2 separate regions of the Homo sapiens genome follow, and region 1 is linked to region 2. Evidence: chromatin contacts called from ENCODE Hi-C or POLR2A ChIA-PET data. All regions are on one chromosome and are shown on one strand. The core of a region is the stretch at or near the end of the contact, and the rest is flanking DNA. Distances in the headings are between cores, read along the strand shown.

Region 1 (5,929 bases), core at 1,513-4,012, 420 kb before region 2:
TATAAGGCTAAAGTCATCTCCAACTGCAGCTCAGAAGGAACAAGAGGGATGAATAATGTAATAATCTGGATCAGTATTCTAGTTCTGAGCAATTATCTCGCAAACCCTGCCAGGTGATGGGAATAAATAGACTGCCCATCATATGGAGGTTTCCTTTTTGGGAAAGACCAATAATACTAAACCAAAGGGAGCTAACCAAAGCCAAGCCTCATCTTAGCAAACACAACTATAGCCAACAGTTATTTGGGCATTTCACAAGACATTCTTTTCTCTCCCTTGTTGGAAGAGGACTCAAGTCCACAGCTTCACCTTAATATTTGGCTTATGATAAGGAGCCCATGCAACCCCCCTGAGACACATTTTTGTCCCAAACTCAATTCCAAGATTCAGGTCAAATCCCTAGGAAAGAAAATTGGATCTGAGGAATCCAGAGGTAGACAATGATGGAAGTTAAAAGGTGCAGCACAGGTGAGTATGACTGATTCCTATCGATTAAGCCAAGCCTCCCATTTCACGGATATAGGTCAAGTTAGTATTCATGGCATACATGAGGTCTAGAAAATTCAAAGGCTACTGACAGTAGGGGAGATAGGGCATACATGGGTAAAAGTGGATACCCCACACCCCCTAGGCCACCTGTTCACATGGGTGATAGCCACTTTGACAACCATGGGTGGCACACTGTCATGGTCAATGGAGCTCGAGGATACAATGATGGAGGAAAGAAAGAGGAACACTTTACTTTCCCTACCTTAGGTACACCAGGTATTTGCTAGGAAGGGAAGGGAACCAGGGATGCCTCACTCACCTCATTCTAGATGAGAAGCCATTCATCTTCAGCCTGTACCCCTTTTGAATGCATCCTGAACCCCTGGGAATCCTTTGAAAAAAAGACTCCTTTTTTTCCTTTTTCTCCTTCTGTTCTCTCTTCACTGATAATTGGGTCTCTGTACTATGGGACACTCCCCTCAACACATCCTACAAACTGGGAAAAGTTAATTTCCCAAACCTTAAGTTGGTTGGCTTAGGATTGGGCTCAGGGCATGGGAACCCAGCAACTCAACATGCCAGCAAAATGGTAAAAGTTTTTTTTTTTTTAACAATTGGGCTTTTGGACCCCGTCTCCCTGTATAAGCTGGTAAAAGGCCTCAGGATTTTTTAGCTGTCCTCACCCCCCTTATTTCATTTTGATACATGTTTTCTAATAATCCAGTTTGTCTCTTCTCACCTTTAGGCCATCAAATACCAAATGATCCTGCAACTGGAGCCCCGGATAATGGCCCCTTTTGCTGTGAACCCTCAGATATGTCTCTTGGGGAGATCTGACTGCCATTTTCCCAAAACAGCATCCCTTGTCATCAGGAAGCAGTTAAGATTGGTCTTTGTTCTTATCCTTATACTAAAGGCAATTAGATGTACTTCTTTAGACGGGGGAATGAGACAGCCAAGGGTTCACAGTGAAACCCTGCCTTCAAGTCTAAAACAGCCTGAAGGCTGAAAAACCAGACTGCTGGTCCCAGATGAAGCCCGTCCTTTCCCAATTAATTATTTCTAAATGATGTCCACCTGTGAACTGGGAGGATGGGGTAGAGCCTTGGGAAGTTCATGCCATTTGCAGTGGGGAGGAGCCTGGCCCCTCCTGTTCCCATGTAGTGAACTGGGATTCAATCTGAGAGGTGAGAAACCTACTAGAAGGACTCTTCTCTCTTTGCTGAGAGTTATTTTTCCTTTTTCCTTTTTGTCCAATAAATTCTGTTTTCCTCACCCTTTTATGTGTCTGTGAGCCTAGTCTTTCCTGGCTGTGTGTCAAGAGACTAGTTTTAGCTGAACTAATGAGAAAGTTTTGCAACACTTGTGGTGTTAACCAACCCAGTTGTGACAACAGAATATGTCTTGAGATATTGACAAATGTCACTTGGGGGCAAAATCATCCCCCTTTTACTATTGGAAACCACTGAGATGGCATAATTAGAACCATCTCTATTCAATCACATGGCTAGTCTCAAAATAGGTATTCTGGAGTCTAGGCAGCCATAAAGGCTAGGAAAAAGGGTTGAGGGGAGAGCCACTTAAAAATGTCTAAGGACCATGTCTTCTTTATCGTAAAAAATGTTTAAATTGCTTAACTCTCTGTGGAGAAGATAAAGTTAACGTGATCTAATCCATTGTCTCATACGGTAATTTCCCAGTCTCTTGTTTGATGTTGCTTTATCAATGGGTAGGTAAGTGTATCTATTTTTATTAATCTTTTTCAATATTTTCTGGTTAGAACATTTTCATGTCATCTAATTCAAAGTGCTTCCAGATTCAGAAGTGTATTATAATTCTCCTTTTATTTTTATTCAGGATAATGTTAATAATTCAATAAATTATTTATTCAATTTATTCAGAATAAAATTCAAAACTCTAGTATGTAACAAAACAAATCTAAGAAAAGTTTCTAAAATTACTTGGTTTTATATAATACATTTTGTTAGGGTCACCCCAACCAGACTGTTCCCCTCCCTTCCAGTGGGTCTTATGATGCAGTCCTTTGTGACCTCTGCACAGCTCCCCCAGGGCTAAAGAAAAACCCTTCACTGACCCCGCCAGTAACTGTTTGTCCAGGCAGTTACAGGATGTGGTTAATGTGTCTGTTCACCTTGCATAACAAAGCTGGCAAAAGCATTCCCAGGATGCAGTCAAGACACCTCCACACCCAACTCGGCTCCCCGACCCCGACTCAGCCCTTCTGTACACCCAACTCAACTCCCCTACCCTGACCCAGTTCCTTGCCCTATAAAGCCCTGCTGTAGTCTGTAAGTGGGGCTGCCTCCTCTGCTTTTGTCAGGAAGTAGCCCAGCAGGGCTGACAATAAATCAGCTTGCCTGAACTTAGGTCTACTGGCCTCATTCCTTTTTCAGCTATCCTTCCAATTATCCCTTACACGTTTATCTCTTAGAAATAGAGATTTCTTTTGAGGCACAGAACAATAAAGGCAAACTCAAAGAGAGCACTTTTAAACTAATTGCATTGAGTCATTCAATAAATACATAGGTATGACCATTGACCATGGGTTGCTGGTCACTGTGAAAGGCATGGGAAGGCATTGAGTATAATGTGGTTTTCAGATTAGAAATAAAATATTAAACAAATTAAACACCAACAAATGAAATATTTGAATTTCTTATCTGCATTGTAAAGGACTAATACAGGGTGCCATGAGTAAGTGTAGAAAGGAGAAAAAGTGTTGGCCCAATTGAGATTAGCTGGCCAATGATCCTTCTCTCAGGAAATGAGAATTAAGATGAATTTTACTAAAAGCACAATTAGGAAATAAATGAAGGAAAATTATTGAGAAAGAGCTTGATGTGTTTGGTCCTGAATGAAGGTTCATGTGGTGAAGCTGAGATTATGTGGGATGAGGAGAGGGGTGAGCAAAAGCCAGATTGTGTAAGATCTTGCAGGCAATCAGAGAGGAAAGGATTTTACCCTACCTGCAGTAGGAAACTTCTATGACCTTTGTGCAGAAAAGGTGAATGGCTTAGTTTGTGTTTTTAAAAAAGCACACACCATGATTACTACACTGAAAATCAATTGAAGATGGCCAAAAACAATGATTCCTGGCCATGCCATCAGCCCCCAAAATAGACCCTGCTGCAGCTTTTTTAAATGGCCAGCTGTTTGTAGAAAGATTTAAAATGCTAAAAGCTATGTATTTATTCTGGAAAAGCAGCAATGAGAGGTGCTGAGGCTCTTAACTATAATGTTTCTCCCTTTATTCCCTCCAAATTGCACACATTTCCACTCATTATGTTTGAAAATCACTTTGTATAAAAGTTTTCCAGCCAGAAAAACAATCCCTTAGGTCATTCAAGGCTACTTGAAATGGCATTTCCTGTAAACATACTTCAGATTGAAACTGAAAGCAATGAAGAGCTACTTTTATAATTGGCTCATTTCTAAGAAGTCAGCTTCTGTTCTAGCAAAATAATGTTATATTTTGCCATAGAGTTTCCAAAGCGAAGGTGTCTGAGCTCTATTTGAATTCATTTTCCAAACATGGCCCCTTCTATCTTATAGCATAATAAATATATGGACAAGATATTATAAAAAGATAAAACAAAGGTTTTTTTTAACATAGTATCCCCAATTCTTGATAGGGAGGAAAGGGTGCACATTTCTAAGTTCACTGATATGTCTGCTGGAACAGAAAGGGAGAATACAAGGATGTACATGTCAACAGAAATCTAAGTAATTAAAAAAAGATGCTAAATTGTTTTGATAGAGAAATTTTGATTCATTCTGGAAGCAAAGATAGTGAGTAGAGAAAAGAAAATAGAATAGGCAGAGGAGAGAGTAGTGCCAGGAAGATAGAAAGGGGGTGAGCTTCAGTGGAGTAAAGAGCTCTTGGTTCCCTTCAAAGCTGTGATGGGCAAATAAAACTTAGGAAAAAAGATACCCTCTCGTCCTCTGTAAAATCAACTACACTGACACATGGTTTTTTTTTTTTTTGGATAACTTGCATTTGAAAGTGGAGATTATAGAAGCTGCTATGACAATCTCTATCTCAGTTTGTATTACCATACAACAGGTGAGAGATCACTTCCATCATCATCATGACTGCAAAAGGATCAGACAATGACTCAGCATAGTCTTAGCCACCCTTTGAAAACCACCCAAATATTACAGAAAAATAATAGGAATCATTCCTTGATCTGCTGTTTTCTTTGTGAGGCCATGTAGTGTGAGATGATATGTTTGAATGAGATAAACAAATTTTTATTCTGATAAATGATCTAGCATAGTAAAGAAGTCCATCATGAACTAGCCTATGAAAGAGACTCTGAAAGTGAATTCCTAGGGAAGAAAATGGAGGCCGATGCTACATGCTCTGTTCATAAACTGTTCTAAGGTCTTTAACATGTCTCGTGGGCTAAGACAGAGTGTCCTGGAGACTGGGTTTGTGTATGAGTTTGGCTCTGAGATAAGTATTGAAGGATGAGCTACAGATTATGTGCTGTCGAAAGATAGGAATGTTCATAGAGATATTGAAAAATTGAAAACAACCTAAATGTCTTTCAATGGACAAATGCAAATATTATATCCATAATCATATAAGAAGCTATTCAAGAAAATGCAAACACACACACAGAGATCTTTAAAAAATCACTGTGACAAAAGATTGTTAAAAACAGTTACATACTTGAATGACAAAATAACAAAAGAGGATGTCCAAATGGCTAATAAACATATGAAAATCTGCTCAATTCTATGACGTTAAAATCATAGTATGTTACCTCTACACATCTGCCAAATGAAAATGAGGCAAATAATATCAAAGTTTGATGAGCTTGTGGAGCACCTGGAATGCTCATACACTGCTAGTGTGAATGTAAATTAGTTCAACTATGAAACCATTTTAAATATATTCTAACCCTGAACATATGCCTTTCCAGCAATACTTTTGTATTCATTTATACATGAAAATGTGTGCAACCAAAAGGTATGTGCAAGAATTTTCCTAACAGTTTTTCTCATAATAGCCAAAAACTAGACATTACCCAAATGTCCACCAACACTTGCCTGGATAAATAAATTATAGAGAAAATATTCCATTTATGGTAATTCCAATTGGGTAATGTCTAGTCTTTGGCTATTATGAGAAAAACTGTTATGAAAATTCTTGCACATATCTTTTGGTTGCACACATTTTCATTTACGGAATGGAATATTTTATACAATTTAATATAAATGAAAACTAATGATTTATAGCTACACACAAAAATATAGACCAATCTAACAAGCATAATATTGAAAACAATTTACTGAAAGCTAAAAATTGCATTGTTTATTGTTTTATTTAAACGAAGTACTAAAGCAGAATAGTTGTTGTCCTTGATTGGGAGAGAAAGGAATTGGTAATGCCTGAATTGGAATATGAGGAATA
Region 2 (5,892 bases), core at 1,763-4,262:
TGGAGTGCAGTGGTGCAATCTTGGTTCACTGCAACCTCCACCTCCTGGGTTCAAGCGATTCTCCTGCCTCAGCCTCCCAAGTAGCTGGGACTACAGGTGTGTGTCAACACACCTGGCTAATTTCTGTATTTTTGGGAGAGACAGGGTTTCACCATGTTGGCCAGGCTGGTCTTGAACTCCTGACCTCAGGTGATCCACCTGCCTCGGCCTCCCAACGTGCTGGGATTACAGGCGTGATTCACGATGCCAGGTGGGTCACAAGCATTTTTAAATCATTTATTAGTCATGTAAAACATTTTATACTTAAAATGAACTATAGCACATCAACTTGAGATTTCACAGTAGTGATATAAACTTTTCGAATAACTTTCTAAGTAAAAAGATGAATTAATTTAAACCATTGCTTTAAATCATTTTAATTTACATAATTAATTTAAGTAACAATTATTATACAAACCAGAAGTTTTGGTGAATGCTAGTTAGGTTATTGGTTCCCAAGTGATAAAACCCCAGCTCTGTGTGTGTGTGTGTGTGTGTGTGTGTGTGTGTGTATTTTAACCTCAAGATCAATAATAAATATTAAATGGGATTATGTTGATTAAAATGCTTTGTAAATTTCCAGTGCTGTACTAACAAAAGAAAACGAATGGCTTACCTAAGGTGCCTTCTATTTTAATACAAAAGAAATTCTTACAAGTTTATGACAGACAAGAGACTCTCCAGGTGGGGCAGGAGTTAATTTAACCAGTAGTGCTGCCTCCCTTTTCTAGGGTTTCAATTTCTTCCTTCAACAAACATTATTGAATGCCTACCATGAATCCACTAGGTGCAGGTCCATGTTCTGGATCCTTAAGAGATGCACAGTTGTCTTATTCCTCCTCTTCCTCCAAGTTAAGATGCTTTACTATGAAACCTCTACTGGACTGAGGTGCAGCACCCCCAAGCCCTTTCCTGGTTGCACTTGACAAAAATATTGAGGGAGGAAAAAACCCCCACAAGAGTACAGTCAAGTTTTTAAAATTACAGAATTACAAAATAGAAGATTGGGATTGGGAAAGAAAAAAGAAATCATGCTCCCCGGTTCCCACCTAGATTTGAGTTCCTAAAATCCTGCCTCTCGCACCCCTTTTTCTTTCTAAGGAAGCTAGTATCTCCCACCTTCTCAAGAAAACAGTGAGTGCTCCATTACATTTAAATCCCATCCCCAGATGAAGGAAGCAGTCATTATCTTCTAAGTTCTCAGCCCCATGAAAACCACCATGAAAATACCAATCCCCGTATTTTCAAGAATAGTTGTCAGCAAAGTGTTGCCGCAGGAGAATACTGTCTGAAGGCAGGGAACCTAAGGCAGATTCACACTGATTTCCTAGAACTAAATCAAATGGAAAACCCCGGCCGGGCGCGGTGGCTCACGCCTGTAATCCCAGCACTTTGGGAGGCCAAGGCGGGCGGATGACGAGGTCAGGAGATCAAGACCATCCTGGCTAACAGGGTGAAACCCCGTCTCTACTAAAAATACAAAAACAAAATTAGCCGGGCGTGGTGGCAGGCTCCTGTAGTCCCAGCTACTCGGGAGGCTGAGGCAGGAGAATGGCGTGAACCTGGCAGGCGGAGCTTGCAGTGAGCCCAGATCGCGCCACTGCACTCCAGCCTGGGCGACAGAGCAAGACTCCGTCTCAAAAAAAAAAAAAAAAAAGGAAAACCCCAACTTTCCACACCTAAGTAACAAAAGAACCAGACGTTACTCCCTTTGCAACCCCCTCCCCACTACACAACCACACACACACACACACACACACACACACACACTTTAGCCGTGTGGCAGATGTGAAATTGAAAGTATCTCTGATTCGTTGCTTTCTGCAACCAATCAGACGCTTGCATAGGAGTGTAACTTTGTAACTTCACTTTAGCCTCTGATTGGTTGCTTTCCACAACCAATCAGACTGATTGTGGAGCCACTACTTCATTTACATAGGGTGTACACCATGTAACCAATGGGAAACCTCTAGAGGGTATTTAAACCCCCGAAAATTCTGCAAAAGGAGTCTTGAGCTGGTATTACCTTTTCGTTTTCAATAAATCTCTGCCTTTATTCCTTCATTCTTTCCTTAGTTTGTGCGTTGTGTCCAGTTCTTTGTTCAAAACGCCAAGAACGTGAATACTCTCCACCGGTAACTGTTATTGTTGTTAGTAATAGTGGTATTACAATTTTGACGTTAGTTTGGCTAATTAATAAATCTAGGGATATTTTGCAATATCTAGATGTTCTCGCAAGTTTTCTATATGTAGCTATCAGCCAACGTTACAAAGGCCGTGAAAAAAAAATGATCAGAGCATGGCCCATATCGTCGTGCCTCTTGTGTACACATTGGTTTCACGTAGTTTTGTTTCATCTTCTGCCAATTCTAAAAGGGTATGCAAGGCAAGATACCATAACCTATATAAACTTACATGACCTGTATAAAGGACGTGCCTAAGAAGACAACATGCTAGCTGATGACAGATCCTGAACAGACACCTGTTCTGGATGACCTAAGTGAGTTTCTCCTTTTATTTCAAATTTCTTAGAAAGAATCACCCTTGGGGCACGTAAGAACTGGCTCAAATGGGAGTGCCTGACGCGGGGTGGGGGGCTGGGGGCGGGGTAGGTGGTGGCCGTGAGAAGGTAGCCGTGAGAAGGTGGGAGAGGAAGGGGTGGTTAAACTATTAGGGATGCAGGCTTTGGCACCACTACGAAGCCAGGGTTTTCTTTGTGTTTTAACTGTCAGATTGAGAGTAGCTCTGTTGTAGCCCCTTTGCAGGGTTCCCATGAGACTTTTCCTAGGTAGTTACGTTGACTCGCTTAGCAACATAGCAAATTACAGAAACGGAGTAAGAACGTAAGAAATCGCAAAGCACGTGACGTATGGGATCTCACTGTTCTTGGCCCTTCTCCCGACCCGTAGCCCTGCTCTGCTACGACTGCGTGGGTGAGTCGTCTATAAAAACTCATCTCTGCGCGTCTCTTCGCCACATTCGCTTCCTGCTTTCGGTGTGTCTGTTGTGTCTTGTTGCGGGCACCGCAGTCGCCGTGAAGATGGCGTCTACCAGCCGGTTAGTATGTCCCGCCGAGCCCGGCGAGCTGAGGGGCGGGCGCGAGCGCCGCCGGCTTTTAGGCGGCCTCCGGGCAGCCTCGTAGGGCTGAGCGCCTAGGGGTATGGGAGAGAAGCGGCGGGACTGGCCGACGGGCCGGGACAAAGGCACTTCCAGACGGCAGGACTGTCAGGGTGTCGCAGGGGTTACCGAGCTGTTGACGTTATTGCCCTGGAGTCTTATGTAGATATCACCCTATGTGGGTCCTGGTGGGCTACTGTGTCCCCAGTCCTTGCCCTCGTATCTTTTCCCAATATTTCAATCTCCCTTTATTTTCTCTTCTTCCCACCCTCCCTCCTCTCCTCCCCCGCGCCCCCCCCCCCGCTTGTTTTTTTCATCTACGGCCCAAACAACCCGAGGGTCCGTAATTTCTCCTTTTCAAAGGAACGGGAAACAGTTAGTTTCAGGTTCCTATCGATCTGACAGCTAGGAAGTTGGGAACGTCAGCATTGGTAAGCCAGATGGAACCTGGTTGGTTACCATCACAGCGGGCCTCGGAAGTGGAAGCTAGAGCCATCGGAAGAGTTGATTAGTTCCCTGCTAAAGGATTTGTTTACAAATATCGTTGCCTGTGTACTTCTGAAGAAAATCTTGCCAAAGAAAATTAGTTATATGTGCTGGGAGGTCGCTTTTTAGTATATATTTAAGAATGCAGTGTACTCATATCTACAGGAAATGCATGCAGTACCCTCAGAAACAGCCTTTAATCTTGTGACCTGAAAAATGCTTGCAGACCCTAATTATGTCTCTCATTACCACTGTGAGGTAGATATTAGTATTTTTGCATAAGTGTAAACTGAGTCATGCCAATGTTGACTTTTCCAAGAGTCGTGTTAGAGTGTAGAGTCTAAGACAACCTGTTTCCTGTTATCCACACCTGGCCTTTGGTTAACTAATCCTGTGTTGAAAGTATCAAATTAATTCTACAGCTTCTGGAACTCTGGCACTATTTTTCTGACCCTGCTATCATCTGTGGAATTGGTTAATTTCACAGTGAAAGCCATTTTTACAAAATAGCCTTTTCTGGTAACTGCCAAGACTTACATTTTATGATTAGAAAAGGAATTTGGGGTGGGAGGCAGCTTTAGCTAATATACTGTTTGAACAGAACTCATAAAGCCAGTGACACTCTTGTTTACTGATTCTGATTCTTGGATTGGATGCTCAGTCATTCTATCTGGGTGTTGTTCTGTCGGGTAAGGCCTCCTTGTAGGTAAATGGAAAACTTGGGCTCCCCAGATCACTCAAATACGACTTAAAATTCTACCATGGCTTTTTTTTTTTTTAATTCTATCATGGCTTTTTAAGTCTGAAATTTTTTTCTAGATATGTGCAATTTATGTATCATAGCAGTTATTGCTCAAGTTTTTCTATCAGTGACAACAAAGAAAGTTAAATGCAGTATTTTTTATTTTATGGAACAGGCCTGGGCTGAAGTGTAGGTGGCACGATCATGGCTCACTGCAGCCATGACCTCCCCAGTTCAAGTGATCCTCCCACCTCAGCCTTCTGAGTAGCTGGGACCATAGGTACACACCACGTGCCTGGCTAATTTTTTTATTTTTAAATTTTATTAATTTTTATTTTTGTGGAGACAAGGCCTAGTTACATTGCCCAGGCTGGTCCTGAACTCCTGGGTCCAAGCAGTCCTCCGGCTTTGGCCTACCAAAGTGCTGTGGTAACAGGCATGAGCCACTGCGCCCAGCCTAAATATAATATTTCTACCTTTTGCATGTTTTTCCCTCAGGAAGGTGTATTGTCACTAGGCCATGAAACTGGCTGGTGTCCTCACAGAGGAGTACAAATGTTCTGAGTTCAAATGTAAGCTCCGCCACTTATTAGTTCCATGACTTCAGGCAAATCATTCTCTGAGCATAATTTTTTAAATGTGAAATAGTGCCTTTCTTGCAGGATTGTTGTGGAGATTGACAATAATAAATGTATAACACAAGTAATACAGTCCATGCCCAATAAATGATAGCTATAAAATGGGGTTTGGGATTATCTGGTACTTGAGTAGTCTCGAATCGTTTTAATGTCAGTGGTGGTGGTTTCTCTATTCCTCCCTATTGTTTCTCTCTGTTACCACCTTCACCACCCCATTTGTATGGTTCCTCTTCTGTATTGTGGGTAATTTGATTAAGTTTACTAATTTAGCATACTTTTATTTTGATAGGTAACACATACAAATGGTCCAAAAGCAAAATTGCAATAGACTAAAACCATGAAAAGTAGTCTTCCTCCTTTCCTAGCTCCCAGCCATCTAAGTCTCCCTGGATCAGCCATAATTACTAGTCTCTTGGTGTTTTCCTAGTGTTTATGCTTTAACAAATGTATAGGAATAGTTCTAACCTCTCTTCCCCCACGAAAGTGACCTAATTTAAACTCCATTCACTACCTTGCTTTTACCTTTTTTTAATGAAGTTAGCACATTTTAAAAGTGGGCAGCTCAGTTACAAAGTGAGCACATACATATAGCTCCTACCCAGGTAAGGAAATCAGATACCACTAGCACTAGCTAAGACACTAGCAAAGTCTCTGTCCTCAGTCATTCCCCCTCCTTTGAGAAAACCACATCCTGATTTCTAACTCCATCAATTCATTTGGCCTGCTTTAAAGTTGTCATAAATGGCATATGTATTCTGCTGTCTAGATTCTGTTAGTATTTTGAGGTTCATCCATGTTATGGTGTATGGTTAGTTCATACTTTTCAGCTTTGTATAGGTTTTCTACCTTATTCTTCACTCTTCATATCTT

Evidence for each region. Hi-C counts contacts between places; a loop is a spot of excess contacts on that map. ChIA-PET counts read pairs that join two places held with the same protein, here RNA polymerase II (POLR2A). Pooled maps may share reads with other maps.
Region 1: a loop to region 2 is called in a pooled map, with 3 times the contacts of the local background. The contact joins the enhancer-like site here to the promoter of GTF2B in region 2. A Hi-C loop is called at or near these places in 5 of 50 pooled maps. POLR2A ChIA-PET finds 5 or more read pairs at or near these places in 3 of 52 experiments (PC-3, T-cell and activated T-cell).

What each region holds. Positions count from the first base shown.
Region 1 is chr1:89,308,695-89,314,623 of GRCh38, reverse strand. No RefSeq gene overlaps it. Among named protein-coding and RNA genes, the nearest start is that of GBP5, 39 kb to the right of the region's middle. Within about 2 kb of position 2,762, at least 9 of the 41 ENCODE cell types and tissues checked have a DNase peak (open chromatin) inside an H3K27ac peak, as active enhancers do; they include PC-3, where a contact is called at or near this core.
Region 2 is chr1:88,888,687-88,894,578 of GRCh38, reverse strand. GTF2B (general transcription factor IIB) reads left to right here and starts at 3,012. Exons shown (of 7, transcript NM_001514.6): 1 at 3,012-3,096. The coding sequence starts at 3,080. RefSeq lists an enhancer at 2,727-2,836.